Linked DNA regions of Homo sapiens: region 2 is linked to region 1. A link is a contact called in ENCODE Hi-C or POLR2A ChIA-PET data. All regions are on one chromosome and are shown on one strand. The core of a region is the stretch at or near the end of the contact, and the rest is flanking DNA. Distances in the headings are between cores, read along the strand shown.

Region 1 (2,700 bases), core at 82-2,581:
CTGAGGAGAAATCTCTCTCTGTAACTTTTCCCCATTGATTCTAGCTATGACTTTCTGTAGATCTAAATCCAGTCCTTCTTATTCTTGAAAGCAATCCAAATTACCAAAACTAGGAATGCTAAAGCTGTAATATTTTTATTGTGACTCTACTGATACATGTGCTAGAGAGTCTTGGATATGCACTTTTCTTCTCTCTAAATCTACCTCCACTGGTACTAGGCTAAACTGGTTGGAGTGAGGGGTGTGGGATCACGGAACCAGGAGAAGCTAGCTGATTACAAATGGACTTGGGAGTATCTAAGGAATAGCAAGAAGGCATGTGTGGCTAGAGGAGAGTGAGCAAGACAGTGAGTGACAGGAGATAAAGTCAGCAGGCCTGTTAGAACATGTGAGACAACGTTTCATCCTGTGTGTGCTGGGTAGCCACTGAAGGGTTCTGAACAGAGGAATGACAGAAACTGTTTAACATTAAAAAAAAAAAAAAAAACACCTTTTACTCCTATATGGAGGACTGACTGGAGAGATACAATGAGGAGATAAGGAAGGCCGGTTAGAAGACGATATTATCACCTAGGTGACTTATGACAGTGACTTACAATAGGGCAGTAAGGGTGAGGAGTGGGGTAGGAGTAATTTGGGATACATTTTGAAAGGCAGGCATATAAGCCTTACTAATGGACTGGATGTGGGATATGGAATAAAAAGTCACACATGACTTTGAGTTTTTGGCCTGGAACAACTGGGTATATCACTTACCCAGGGAGAAAAGTTCAAGATTTACATTTTAGACATACTAAGTTTGAAATGTTTATTAGACTCCAAAATGGAGATGTTGAAAAGACATAAAAATAAGTCTAGAACTCATGGGAGAGACCAAAGTAAAGAAATTGTAAATTTGGGAGAACAGATGGCATTTAAAACATGGGATCATATGAGATCGTGTGGAAAATAAATACAGAAGGCTAAGGACTGAGCCCTGAGAAATGTCAACTTTTAGAGACCATAAAGAAGAGAAGATAGCAAAGGAGATTTTGTACTTTTATGACTCTTCCTCAAAAAGAAGTTAGAATTATTTTATGTCTACAAACTATGAAGTCCATAGCCAACCATCATAATCCTCTTCAAAAACCACTTTTTAGAGTCACATGCCTACTCTATTTCTGACTCCTGACCAACTAACAATCTGAATAGCTACATTTCACCTGTCAGCTGTTCAACTACCCCATCCCTGGTCTCTGGCATGTGTTGCAGTTTCTGGATCAAAGTTTTCACAACAGCTAGGAACTTCTAGTTGTCCAACAGTTACCAGGAGGCACGTGGAGAGCATGTTCCCCAGAGCTGCCAAAAGTTCTTGGCATATGATCAACGAAGCACACAATGAATGAGTGTTCAGCAATTAATCAGGTGACAGAGAACAACTGACATGTTAGGGGACTGCAGAATGAGCCAGAGTAAAGCTAGACAAGAAACACAAGTCCTTACTCCAGGCTGCTCACCCCAGGAGAATCCACTCTAGGTCACCCAGTGTGATCAGATATTCTTACCTAGAAAAGCTGAAATAATCCGAAGTTTACTACGTGTTTATGGAAACATGACAGCATTTCCTGGGAGCTGCTTATATCATGAACAAACAGTAGGTACTGTACATAATAGGCACTTGTTCTGTCCGCCTCCCCATCTCAGAATTAGACTGGAGACAGCTCTTCTCTCTCAGCCTCATCTGTAAAGGGAATTCCAGCCTATCTCATAGGTAATTATGAAGATTATATGAGATAATGTAAGTAAAGTGCCTGGTACATAGAAAATGTTCAGGCCGGGCGTGATGGCTCACACCTGTAATCCCAGCACTTTGGGAGGCCGAGGCAGGGGGATCATGAGATCAGGAGTTCGAGACCAGCCTGACCAACATGGTGAAACCATGTCTCTACTAAAAATACAAAAAAAATTAGCTGGGCTGGTGGCGTGCACCTGTAATCCCAGCTGCTCAGGAGGCTGAGGAAGGAGAATTACTTGAACCCGGGAGGTGGAGGTTGCAGCAAGCCGAGATTGTGCCATTGCACGCCAGCATGGGTGACAGAGCGAGACTCCATCTCAAAAAAAAAAAAAAAGTTCAATATATACTAGCTATTCTTATTTACACTTTGATGACCACAAATTACAATCAGCTGAATGGTAAGCATGTCCCTAAAAACAATACTTTTAATGCTCTTCTAGCACAGAATAATAAGTTTTTCTTGTTTGCTTGTTTTGTGTGAACTATTACATGATCAATGTAATTTAAACTTGGCCTGAGAAAACCATCCTTTTTCTCTTTCTTTTTTTTTTTTTTATTTTTGAGATGGAGTCTCGCGCTGTCACCCAGGCTGGAGTACAGTGGCGCGATCTCGGCTCACTGCGAACTCCGCCTCCCGGGTTCACACCATTCTCCTGCCTCAGCCTCCTGAGTAGCTGGGACTACAGGCACCTGCCACCACGCCTGGCTAATTTTTTGTATTTTTAGTAGAGACGGGGTTTCTCCATGTTAGCCGGGATGGTCTCGATCTCCTGACCTCGTGATCCACCTGCCTCAGTCTCACAAAGTGCTGAGATTATAGGCATCAGCCACCGCGCCCGGCCATCCTGTCTTTTTCTCAACTTCCCAACCAAGGTTAGCACAATCATGTTAAACAACTAAAAAATAGATTATAATTCTTTAACTAT
Region 2 (2,700 bases), core at 28-2,527, 420 kb after region 1:
ATCTTACTCCCAGTTCTCCTTTAGTTACTACCCCATGTCTTTCATGTAAAGCCTATATCTCTGAAGTATGTAGTTGCCTGTGCTGTCTGAATTCAGTTCCTATAACCCCTGCCATTTCACCAGAATTGTACTTCTTAATGACTGCCATGCTGCCAATCAGATGGTCATCTCAGTCTTCCTCTTATTTGACCTGGCAACGGTGTTTAACACTCCTTGTTTGGCCTTTTAGATACTATACTACACTGTCCTGTTTTTTTTTCTCCTACCCCTCTGGCTGCTGCTTTTTCAATCTCTTGCTGATTTCTTCTTGCCTCCCCATCTCCAAATTGGGAATGCTCCAACATTTGGAATTTTGAGGCCTTTAAAACTGCATGTTCACTCCCTTAGTGACTTCATATAGTACCATGGCTTTATATGATCATCCATTTGCTAATGATCAGAAGTCCTTTAGTCTTTTTTTTTTTTTTTTTGATATGGAGTTTTGCTCTGTCTCCCAAGCTGGAGTGAGTGCAATGGCATGATCTCAGCTCACTGTGACCTCCTCCTCCGGGGTTCAAGCGATTCTCCTGCCTCAGCCTCCCATGTAGCGGGGATTACAGGCGTGTGCCAGCACACCTGGCTAATTTTTGTAATTTTAGTAGAAATGGGGTTTCACCATGTCGGCCCGGCTGGTTTTGAACTCCTGACCTCAGGTGATCTGCCTGCCACGGCCTCCCAAAGTGCTGGGATTACAGATGTGAGCCTCCGTGCCTGGCCCCTGTAGTCTTCTTAGAATGTAATATAGTAAACTGAATTCCTCATCTTTCCCCCACCAAAACCTCCTCCGGCAGTTTTTCCCATCTGAGTAACAGCACCTGCTGTCTTTTAATCAGCCTTGGTGTCACCAAGGATGCCTGTCCTCCTTTCATTCCACATATGATAATTCTTCACATTTCTGTTACCAAAATATTATCTTGCTTCTGTCCCAAAAATATTTCTGAGATTCAGTTATTGCTTACCATCTCTACTCCTACAACCCTGATCCAAATCACCTTCATCTCTTACCTGTATTGATGCAAAAAGCCTCCTGTAATTGGTCTTCCTGTTTTTTCCTGTTGACTTAACTTCAGTCCATTCTTAATATAGCAGGTAAAGTAGTTATATTTAAATATAAGCCATATTATGTCACTCTTTTGATGAAAATCCTCCATTGACTTTTCATCTCAACCAGAATAAAAACTAAAGTTCTTAAAATAGCCTACCAGGCTCTGTGCTCTGGGCTGTCATTCCCAGACAGCCACTGCCAACCACTCCTGCCTGCTCACACCCACTTTGCTCTAGTCATCCACACTGGCTTCTTTGCTGTTCTTAGAACATGCCAGGCAAGTTCTTGCTTTAGAGCCTTTGCACTGGTTGTTCTCTGTAATACTCTTTCCCTGTATATCTACAGGGATCAATCTCTCATTACTTGAGATTTGTACTTAAATGTCAATTTAATGAAGCTTTCTTTAGCCACTTGATCTAAAATTGCAGATTTCCCCTACTTCACCCCAATTCTCCTTCCTGCTTTATGTTTCTTTTCTTGAAGACCTGTTACCATCTACCATCCCATATATTTTACCTACTTTTTTCATTTATTTTTTGCCTTCCTCCACTAGAATATAAAGGCTTTTTGTTTCCTTTGTTCACTGGTCTGTCCTCAGCACATAGAAATATAGTGTTTGGCCCACGTTATACACTTAGTTAATATTGATGAATTAATAAATAAGTGGAATTTAAAAATAGCCAACACAAAATTTTAACATAGTTCAGGGATTTTTGAGAGCTCCTGGGATCATTGAATAAGCATTCAAATATTCCAGTAAATGACATGCATGGAGCTAAAGGTATTAGAAATATGACTGTATACATTGGTATCATTATATATGTAGAACTTTCTTTTTTGCACAGATCCTTAGCTTTGACCATTTATTCTATTTTTAAAGTGTGGAATACTAAAAAAAAATATTATTTGAACTTAAATATGATTACTATTTGAGTATGCTATGATGTGAATACTTTTTAAAAGAATCTTTTATCATTAAAAGTAGTCATTTAGTACAGTAGGAATTTTTTTACAAAAAAACTTATAAAATAATTTAAATTTCCAGAAGAGTTTCAAAGGCAGTACAGAGACTGAACTTTTCAGGATCCTTGTTCTGTGTCTTATAAGTTTTCATCTTCAAAAAGCATGGAACAAATACTAATTCAGCCTACCAACATAGCTTTTGTTAAAGTAACTGCTTTTTAAAATAATTTTTAAATACATAAAGCTACCAAATAATTAGTTTCAAATTTCATAATTATTTTTTCTTGACTATATGCATAACTGATTTAAATAGAGTCATAATCCAAATTTTCTCAATTATGACATACATTTCTTCATGTTTCATTATAGTCTTTTTAAATGACTAATAATAGACCATCTTGCTGATGTATCATTATTAATAAATTGTTTTCTTCCTGTTGGACATCTTAAGGCTGTTTTGTTTTACTGTTATTAATAATATGGTAGGTGATATATTTGTGCATATAACTTCTTGCATTTGCCTAAATTATTTCCTTTAGCTAATTACCCAGAATTAGATTGGGCAATAAAAATCATAGGGCTTATGAGGAAAATGGGGTTGGAGTACAGCCCACAATAATTTTGTCAGTGACACATTTTTAAAAAGACAGAAA

What was found. Hi-C counts contacts between places; a loop is a spot of excess contacts on that map. ChIA-PET counts read pairs that join two places held with the same protein, here RNA polymerase II (POLR2A). Pooled maps may share reads with other maps.
Region 2: a loop to region 1 is called in a map of gastrocnemius medialis, with 4 times the contacts of the local background. The contact joins two enhancer-like sites. A Hi-C loop is called at or near these places in 1 of 168 maps with a recorded cell type or tissue (gastrocnemius medialis) and 2 of 50 pooled maps. POLR2A ChIA-PET finds 5 or more read pairs at or near these places in 1 of 52 experiments (PC-3).

The regions. Positions count from the first base shown.
Region 1 is chr10:30,979,785-30,982,484 of GRCh38, forward strand. The region is part of intron 2 of ZNF438 (zinc finger protein 438); the gene reads right to left. Among named protein-coding and RNA genes, the nearest start is that of ZNF438, 51 kb to the right of the region's middle. Within about 2 kb of position 1,332, at least 13 of the 41 ENCODE cell types and tissues checked have a DNase peak (open chromatin) inside an H3K27ac peak, as active enhancers do; they include gastrocnemius medialis, where a contact is called at or near this core.
Region 2 is chr10:31,398,539-31,401,238 of GRCh38, forward strand. All of the region lies in intron 1 of ZEB1 (zinc finger E-box binding homeobox 1), which reads left to right. Among named protein-coding and RNA genes, the nearest start is that of ZEB1, 81 kb to the left of the region's middle. Within about 2 kb of position 1,278, at least 7 of the 41 ENCODE cell types and tissues checked have a DNase peak (open chromatin) inside an H3K27ac peak, as active enhancers do; they include gastrocnemius medialis, where a contact is called at or near this core.